2 separate regions of the Homo sapiens genome follow, and region 1 is linked to region 2. A link is a loop called in an ENCODE intact Hi-C map of the cell type or tissue named here. Cell type or tissue: right lobe of liver. All regions are shown on one strand.

Region 1 (5,000 bases), 110 kb after region 2:
GACGCAGATGGTTTCTTAAATTTTATTTTGTCAAATTAAGTACAACGAAGAGCTAAACGGTTTTTGGAAATAGATATCATGACTTGAATCAGGAGATGGCAGAAGCCTCCAGAATGGGGCCCATGTGATATCCTGGGCAGTGATTTGCTGCAGCAGCTGGGACCCAGGTGCCTTAGCTGTCTTTGCCTGATGGTTCTGAGCAGCTCCACCCTCCTTAATTAGCCCAAGGCTGGAATCAGGCTTGTGCAACATGAAGGTTTTGCAATTTAGGGATTGCCCTAAGAAAAGGAACTCAAAACTACACGTAAAAGAATGAAGCACAAAAGTGAATGCTTATTTAGAAGGAGCCTTTGGGGAGGAGCCCTGCAACTTAAATTTTATTGATTTCATGGTAGATAACGTCTATGACTCGGCTTCAATATCGTAGCACAGGCTGGGCTCTCTCTGGTGCTAATCAACCATCAATCAAGCGTCACTGACAAGCCATCCTTGCTTCTCGTGTGTGGATAACTGGTTGTGTTCTTAGGCCTTCCAAGGAGGGACTCCTATGTTCAAGGGCCACGAGGCTCTAGACAGTGGGCTGGCAGAGGCTGTACATTCTGTGCTATCTGTGCCAGGACTCCCCAGCCCTGCTCCCAACACTCCGTGGATGAATGGCAGTTATCTGCCGCATGCCTGACGGAACTAGCATTTCTATACTACAGTTCCATGCAGTGAAATTACTGGAAGACCCGGTCTTGGGCATCATTTCGCTCATGCTTTTGTGCTTCACATGAGTTGCTTAAAGCAACTCACCCGCGATACTGTGGGTGGCTGGGGTATTCATTTCTCACCCTGGCCCAGGGGAGGCTGCTGTGCCCTGACAGTCAGCCCCTCGGCTAGGGGTTCGCACTGTCATCTCCTGGCTACAATTTCTGGTCTCCGCTAAGCATTCTTTTCTTCCCATTTCCCACCAATTTTTCTTCCTCTTTTTATTTCTCTTCTTCCTTTTAGAACTACCAGTAACCCTCAGCTGCCCTAGACATTGCTCATGAGCGGGTTTGTTTGGCTGACTCTGCAGCGTGAGACATGGTTGGGCATAGGAGCTGTATGAGTCTGTTTCCACGCTGCTGATAAAGACATACCTGAGACTGGGCAATTTACAAAGGAAAGAGGTTTAAGGGACTTACAGTTCCACATGGCTGGGAGGCCTCACAATCATGGCTGAAGGTGAAAGGCATGTCTCACGTGGCAGCAGACAAGAGAAGAGGGTTTGTGCAGCGAAACTCTCCTTTTTAAAACCATCAGATCCCATGAGACGTATTCACTATCACGAGAACAACACAGGTAAGACCTGCCCCCATGATTCAATTACCTCCCATAGGGTCCCTCCCACAACATGTGGGAATTCAAGATAAGATTTGGCTGGGGATACAGCCAAACCATAATAGGAGCCATTGGAGGATTGAGTCAAAGTGGTTTCAGGAGGCCAGGAACACAGAATCTGCTTTGTAACCCTATGTAAATAATACGTGACTCAGGATAGCATGCCCCAAAATTCACGTCCACCTGGATTTCAGAACAGGACTTTATTTGGAAATAGGGCCTTTACTGATGTAATTCATTAAAATGAGGTCGTACTGAATTAGGGCAGGCCCTAAACCCAATGACTGATGTCCTTATAAGAAGAGGAGGGGCACACAGAGACACACAGGGACAAAGGCCATGTGAAGACAGAGCCGAGGTTGGAGTGACGTGACCCAGGAGCCCTGAGGTTTGCTGGGGAGGAAGGGTTCTCCCTCATGGCTGCAGAGATGGCGTGTCCCTGACAGTGACTTGACCTCAGACTTCTGGTCTCTGGATCTGTGAGACCATGCATTTCTGGGTTTTGTGAGCCATCCAGTTTGTGCAATTTGTTACCACAGCCCCAGGCACCCAAAATACATGGAAATAAATTACTTTGATAAACCAAGTCTCCAGTGTGTGGCTGACTGTAAGGTACTGAGAGAGAAAAACACTGCAACTTGCCTGTTTATGCCTGGATTTTTCAGCGTGGCTTTCATTTCCTAATTAAATGCAAGACCTTAAAGCAAATGGGTCCAGGAAAGGTAATACATTGATTTGACTCAGACTTAATGGTAAGTGATGTTTCTGAGCCAAACATTGTTTTGAAAACCTTACTTGGGCACTGACAGTGCCAAGTATTTGAATGCAAACAGAAAATGCAGTCACATAAGTGAACATTTCTTCATGCATTTGGTTATTTTGCTATGTCCGAAGAAGGAATGAAAATCTCCGGTCTCTGCTTGCGGACTCTGTGTGGTAACACATGAGGCACAGGGCGTGGGCTGGCGTTTGGCCTGCCTCCTGCTTTCTTCCATTCCTCTGGCCCTGGGTAGACTGCTATCACCTAAAGCACACAGAACTTTGGATATTTGCAGGAACTTTTGATGGTTTCAATTTCCCTTTGCTTATCAAGGGTTTTTTTTTTTTTTTTTTTTTTTTAGACGGAGTCTTGCTCCGTCGCCCAGGCTGGAGTGCAGTGACGCAATCTTGGCTCACTGCAAGCTCCAACTCCCGGGTTCACACCATTCTCCTGTCTCAGCCTCCTGAGTAGCTGGGACTACAGGTGCCCGCCACCACGCCCAGCTAATTTTTTTGTATTTTTAGTAGAGACAGGGTTTCAACGTGTTAGCCAGGATGGTCTTGATCTCCTGACCTTGTGATCCATGTGCCTCGGCCTCCCAAAGTGCTGGGATTACAGGCGTGAGCCACTGCGCCCAGCCCTTATCAAGGGTTTTAAAGCTGTTTATATTCTGAAACAGGCTAGTGCTTTTTTCTCCTCTCACATAAAAAGCAAGTTGGGAAAATAGTTTCAAACTGCCAATAAAAGGTGTAGAAATTATGAATGTTTTTAAATCCCCAAATATACCCTTCTCTTCTCAAATAAGAAAATGGAAGGTAACTGGAAAGTCAGTCCATCAAAAAGGGAAAATTAGGCTGGGCACAGTGTCTCATGCCTCTCTAATCCCAGCACTCTGGGAGGCTGACGCAGGCAGATCACTTGAGGTCAGGAGTTTGAGACCAGCCTGGCCAACATGGCAAAACCTCTTCTCTACTAAAAATACAAAAATAAGCTAGCCATGGTGGCACATGCCTGTACTCCCAGCTACTCAGAAGGCAGAGGCAGGAGAATCACTTGAACCCGGGGATGGAGGCTGCAGTGAACTGAGATCACACCACTGCACTCCAACCTGGGTGACAGAGTAAGACCCTGTTTAAAAAAAATAATAATACTTAATTAAAAATAAAACAGGGAAATTGAAACCATCATCTCTTAACTGCCTTTACTTGCAGAAGAATAAACCACCTTGGCTTAGAAATAGTGATGATATAAAAAATCGTGAAACAGTAAGTACAACAGAGATGCTTTGGCAGAAATCTACTACGAGTTATTGATTAATGAGTATAATTTTGGGTGAACACATATATATTTTTATTATGTTTTAGTCCCTTTATTTTAAATCTGAAGTAAGCTGCAACAAGTGTTGTATGTTTATAATTAAATCCAGCATTCAGTTCTTTTCTACATAATCCATGCAATACGAGGAGTGAGGACAAGCAAGATTCAACATAAAACAAAGGTTTTTTCCTGATTAATTAGTGAATATAACCTTCAAATATTTGGATTTTTAAAAAAATAAATGGGAAATGAATAATGGCATTCTTGCAGTATCTAGGGATGACATAAATCCAGAAGGCTCACCCCAGGCTCACAGATGAATCCTGACAGTTTGTCACCTTGTAGAAGGTGACAAACCTGTCAATCAGCATGATTAGTTGCAAAGTTTCAAAATTAGCTTGAAGCTCACAACGGCATGGTAATGAAAATACATTAGTAGAGTAGAATAGATGCAAATGATTATGATAAAAATAAATCATTTTATTCAAGCTATTGTCATAATACAATGCATACATGAAAACAGAACCCAATAAGTAAACTCGGCCACCGGCCATCTCAGACCTTCCCAGCGTGGGCATCCGTGTGAGAGCCCGGGATTCTCAAAGCTCCCCTTGTGCTGCTCATGGGGCAGCTGCCCGCTTCCGACCTGTGTGTTTCCTGAAGTCTCCTTTCGTGTGATGGGCCGCAGCATGACATAAATTCTCTCTTCATGTATTCAGGTACATGAACCTCTAACCACAAGTGGAGTGCTACCATTTCTCCCAACAAGAAGTTCACGGTTTTCTCTTTGAAATACAAAAAATGGGGGACTTTGTGAAGCCGTGCTTAGAAATGCCAAATGGAAATTAAACTACATTTTGAGAATTAAACTATATTTTGGAAATTCTGCCAAAGTTAACTTTTTTATGTTGAGCGTCTTTTTTTTTTCAATAAAAGACAAAAATGCATGAGTCCAGTCACCTTTCAGGGTTTTGGAAAGCCTAACAAGGATGTTTTCACAAATGTAGACAAGACAGCCCCTCTTCTCAGCCACCACCCTCAGCTTGCCACACATGCAGGTTAAATGAAAGTAACTAGAAAGGTGGCAGATTACAGAGGAAAAAATATAGCCTCGAGGTTTGCTCTGAGGATCGAAGAATGAAATGAATAATGAAACGTACTTTGTGAACTGCTAAGCATTACAATTTTTGAACGGTACTGTTTCTTTTTTTTTTTTTTTTTTGAGACGGAGTCTCGCTCTGTCACCCAAGCTGGAGTGCAGTGGCAGGATCTTGGCTCATTGAAACCTCTACCTCCCGCATTCAAGCAATTCTCCTGTCTCAGCCTCCTGAGTAGCTGAGACTAAAGATGTGCGCCACCACCCCAGCTAATTTTTGTATTTTTAGTAGAGGCGGGGTTTCACCATATTGGTCAGGCTGGCCTCGAACTCCTGACCTCAGGTGATCCACCCACCTAGGCCTCCCAAAGTGCTGGGATTACAGGCATGAGCCACCACACCTGGACTGAACGGTATTTTTTAAAGGGCGTTTCTGCATTTTTCTTCGATTTAATGACTGCA
Region 2 (5,000 bases):
CCAGCCAACAAGTGGTCTATTTAAAGTAAGAAAAATAAAGGGTTACAAATGGAAAGGAGGCCTGGCAGGTGGGGGGCCTCTGACCACAGCTGAGGAACAGGGGCCTCCACTGTCCAATCTGCTGTCCAACAAGCTGAGCTCTTTTCGCCCTGGAGTGGGGGGATCCTGTTTTTGTTATTGATAAATTCTGGTCGTCTTTTGGACAGCCGCTTGCAGGGGAGAGATCCAGCACGATTCCAAGGAAATGTATTTCCTTTTTTGGAAGTTTAGAAAGTGGAACAAGAAATGATTGTCTTCCAGATCCATTACTTATGTAGGAAAATGTGTCTATTAATAAGGAAATTCTTCACAAGATGGAAATCACTTCATATAATGGTAAGACTATAAAATGCTTTCCTGAGATAGTATTGCAATTTTTAACTTCTGAGTGAATTGAAAAGTCCTAGAAATAAACAGAATTCTCAGACAATGTGGTTGCCAACCAATACACCCACAGCTTAGTAGAACTAGATTGTAAGCCTCACATATGACCTGCTGTGGCATGAAATGTAATCATATGAGGCTATTAGAGAAGTTCATACTATACATGGTTAGTGATAAGAACGCGAATTGAGCTGTGATCTTAGGTCTGCAGCTGGCTTGCATGGCTTTTACTTTGAGGGCCTCTTTTTAAAAAAATCAACTCATGTGAGTTCCAGAAAATAACAATAGCTCATACTCTCTGTTTCCAATTTAGTTTAACAGATATCCACATAATGAAGATGCTGAGAGATAGACCTGAGGACAAAGAGTGGTGAAGGAAGCTCCATGATGGAGCTACTTGTGACCCACGGGAATCTAAGGTATTACTATTTTATGTGTCTTCTTCAGGATTAACTAGAGAACAAGAGTACACCAGAAAACTATTCCTTTCCTCACTTGAAAAGCAAATGCAAGTTGTTACAGTGCGCAATAGGAAGCACTATGAAGAAAGAGCCAGGACCGAGCATATCTTCAATTTTAAAGGGAGGGGGAAATGCCCCCCTCCAAAAATTAAGTGACTCAGAAAAGCAGGAGATAGTCACCAAAAAGTTTGATTGTTTAAGAATGGATGGGGGAACAGAATTCACAGCTATGGTCAGTATTGAAAACGGGAAACATGGATAGATGGGAGGCAAGTCCACCCAGCATCTTATTAATCACAGCAGGGTTACTGCGGGCCTCCAGGATGGCTCCCACGGAGTCCCACCTTCCTCTGCGTGTGGCCTGTGTCATCTGTTCCCATAGCCAAGCCTCAATCAAATCCCTGGCCCACAGAAACAGCAAGGAATAAATATTCACGGCTGTTTTCGGCCACTGGATGTTGGGGTTAATTTGTTACATGGCAATAGATAACTAACACAGTGGTGCAGTGTAGGAACAAGGTCAAGAACCAGGGTTTGCAAGCAAAATGGCTAGGTAAGCCCTTGAGAACAGTCATATGAAAAATATGAGAAAATGTCTGGCAAATTAGACTGTGCAAATTAGACTGGGCTCACTCTCACCTCACTTTGCATAGGAGGAGAACAAAGCTCTGAAGCCTTACTACCCAAAACAGATTCCTCAGAAACTCTGGGGAAACCTGTGTTCTTACCAAGTCCACCCACTCCATGGGAAACACTGATCTAACTGTTATCTCAAGATTGGGAAATGACAAAATGCCAGGGCTTCTTTCCCCAGTTAACTCCCCCCAGTGTTGCTAACATACAAGAGCCTGGTCAACCTGAGTCAGGGTTAGGTGCCCCCTTCCCAGTACCCTGTCTTTTCCCTTTCACGGGACTTTCTTGGTTTTGTAATTGCCCTTTTACTTCTCTCTGGGCCGTGCTGGCCTCCTGAGCCAGTCCTGGGTGGCAGGAGCCATGTGGTATTGCCATGCCTGGCAGCCTGGAAAGAAAGCCAAGGCTGTGAGAGGCAAGGTGACCTCTGCCTGAGGTCAGTTCAGCAGGCCGGTGACACACAGAGCAAGAATCGGATCTTTCAATGCTTAGCGCGGTATTCTCCCTGCTAAGCCACACAGTATGTCGCTACTTTCAAGAAGTGTTTAAAAACACGTGATCTAGGCCGGGCATGGTGGCTCACGCCTGTAATCCCAGCACTTTGGGAGGCCAAGGTGGGCAGATCACCTGAGGTCAGGAGTCAGGAGTTCAAGACCAGCCTGGCTGCCATCGTGAAACCCCATCTTTACTAAAAATACAAACATTAGCCAGGCGCCTGTAATCCCAGCTACTTGGGAGGCTGAGGCAGGAGAATCACTTGAACACAGGAGGCAGAGGTTGCAGTGAGCGGAGATCACGCCACTGCACTCCAGCCTGGGTGACAGAGCGAGACTCCATCTCAAAAAATAAAAAATTAAAAAAAAAATTTTTTTAATGTAAAAATTGGCTGGGCATAGTGATGTGTGCCTGTAATCCCTGCTACTTGAGAGGCTGAGGCAGGAAAATTGCTTGAAGCCGGGAGATGGAGGTTTCAGTGAGCGGTGATCGTGCCGCTGCACTCCAGGCTGGGTGACAAGGGTGAAACTCCGTCTCAAAAAACGAAACAAACAGAAAAATGTGATTTAAAGGAAGGACCTAGAAGGCACGTTCACATGGTCATTTTCATGGGTGTCAGCAGTCTCCGCTGTATGTACATACAACTCCTTTGAAAACCTTTCTTCAGATTAGTAGCTCTCCGTCTTTTCTGTCCTTCCTTGTTCCCATGTAAACTCACTTCTCACTTCACTCAGGGGTGACCGAGGCTTTGAGGGCAGTGCCTGGAGCTGATCTATTTGAAAAGCCGCTCCTGAAGTTAGCTGTATAGTCAGGGAGTGCCTTCCCCACTTCTCCTCTGTTGTCCTCGGGAATCACTCTTAATCGGCTTGGGCCAGTGCCCTGAAATCTTCCTAGTTTACAGCACTGAGAACTTTTTGAGAAACAAGCGTAAACACTCCTCAGTTATCAGCAGAGATGATTGGCCCTCAGAGATTGTGATCAAGGATCCAAAGTCCATCGAGCAGTAACACATTTTCCTGCCAATCCCCAGTCCCCAGCCAGGCAGTTGTTTTGCAGGCGGGGAAGCCGGGGGACTGACAGAGCCCCCGACGCACGTGGCCATGTGATCCACCGCCTCAGAAGGTCCCCAGGAAATGTGGTAAACTTGCTACGGCTCCCAGTGTAAATGACAGCTAATGGTTACAACTGAGATTTTTATGGCTTATCTATAAAACAAAGAACTTTTATATATTGTAAAATTGAGTAAGCTTGGTATTTCCCAGAGCAATAAATTCAGCCATTTTCCTCCCAAGAACTTTAGGACTTTGTAAACCAAAGTAAACCACACTATGTACAAGGCTGTGGAGATGAAACAAAGGAAAGTATTTTTAGTTAAATTTCTCTTTAACCAGATTTACCACATTTCATTACTTTGCTGCCTACTATTGCTCTGTGGTCCCTAAGGAAATAAGTAGATGAAATTGAGAATAAAAACAACATAAAGGAGGATATTCAATACCCCAGGTTGCATATAGTCAATCGGGTCACACAATGATTAAATTTAGCTCTAGTTAACCTGATTTCAAGTGCGGTTCCATTCTGGGGCTCTGAGAAACAGAATACTTACTCTAAATTATCAGAAAATATTTATATTGAAACATATGGTTTTGAGTTTCCCTGCCGGATAGGAATACTAACACACAGCAGGCAGGTTCTACTTTCAGGGATCACTGAACATGGCATTTGCCATCAACTTCACAACTTTATTTGGCCAAGGAGAACATCAACCAGCACTCCTTGCTGCTCACCTCTTCACAGACCTGTGTACACACACACACCTCCCCTATCTGTAGCATCTTGGCCCTGTCGTGTCTAGGAAAGAATATAGATTTCCATTGTCTTATGGGAACTGTGACATTTTGACAGGCAGCTCCATTTAGATTTAGTCCTCCAAAATTTTGCCAGCCTTGAATGTGTTGTAACATTGTTTGGAGAGAGGCTCCAAATTGTGGAAAATCTGTGTAAGTCAAGAGAAAGAATTTTCAGACACTTAAAGCTGATGATATAACCAGGCTGTGTAATTTCTTCCTGGGGAAAGGGAGGGGTGGGGTTTCCAAATCAGATTGGTTCTCTCTTGCCTGAACTGGTTTTAATTAAATAGTAATTCTGCAAGGAGAGTATGGAGATGCCCCAGATGTCCCCTCAAGATTCTGTCAAGCCTGCCTGCGGTTGACTGAGTCACAGGACACAGAACAGAAAGGGATCTTCCTCCTTGTGAGCCCAGCGCCTTCACTTGTCAGGGAGGGAGCTGAAATATGAGGATGCTATGCTGTTCCCACTCACACAATGATTATGAGCAAATACCACTATGTCACTTGGTATATTTCCATCTTCCCCTTGTTTCTTTTAAAAAAATTTTATTGTGAAGAATATAATGGATTCAAAAGAGTTCATGCAGTCATGTGTACAACTGAAAGAATAATAGTGAATAATAATGAAACAGAGACCTTGCACTCTCACCCAGGCTGAGAGACAGACCCCCGCAGGAACTTCAGAAGCTTCCTAAGAGCTCTTCCAGGGGTCGCCCTTGCTTTTCTTTAGAGTTTCACCACTGATGTATCCATCTCTATACAGTACATCGGAATGTCATCTAAATGGACTCAATACTGTATGTGTTTTTCTGTGACTTTTTTCTTTTTCTCAACATTATGTTTTGAGGTTCAACCCTGTCAATGCCTTAGTTGTAGTTTATCCATTTTCATTTAGATATACAGTCTCATCATATGAATCTACCATAATTTATCTAGTCCACTATTGAAGGAATTTGGATCATCCCCAGTTGTCATTTGTTTGTTTTTGTTTGTGTGTGATTTGCATATGTGTAAGTTTCTCTGGACCCTAGAGGTGAAAGTGAAGGGAGAACCACCTTTAAATTGAAGTGGCATTTGAGCCGAGTCCCCAGTGGTAAGAAAGAGGCAGCCATATGAACAGAGCAGAATGTTCCAAACAGGA

Evidence for each region. Hi-C counts contacts between places; a loop is a spot of excess contacts. Peaks named below come from ENCODE experiments on the same cell type or tissue, not always from the same donor. Only the 100,000 strongest peaks of a DNase experiment are listed, where the experiment ranks them.
Region 1: a loop joins it to region 2, with 2.8 times the contacts of the local background. A loop is called at or near these places in 12 of 110 quality-filtered maps.

The regions. Positions count from the first base shown.
Region 1 is chr18:74,478,844-74,483,843 of GRCh38, forward strand. No RefSeq gene overlaps it. Among named protein-coding and RNA genes, the nearest start is that of CNDP2, 15 kb to the right of the region's middle. RefSeq lists a cis regulatory region at 1,196-1,874. In right lobe of liver, no CTCF peak of the experiment used is centred here; DNase peaks (open chromatin) are centred at 1,718 and 2,338; H3K4me3 peaks cover 275 bases; H3K27ac peaks cover 2,379 bases.
Region 2 is chr18:74,366,201-74,371,200 of GRCh38, forward strand. No RefSeq gene overlaps it. Among named protein-coding and RNA genes, the nearest start is that of LINC01922, 41 kb to the right of the region's middle. In right lobe of liver, no CTCF peak of the experiment used is centred here; DNase peaks (open chromatin) are centred at 1,921 and 2,991; H3K4me3 peaks cover 1,254 bases; H3K27ac peaks cover 2,126 bases.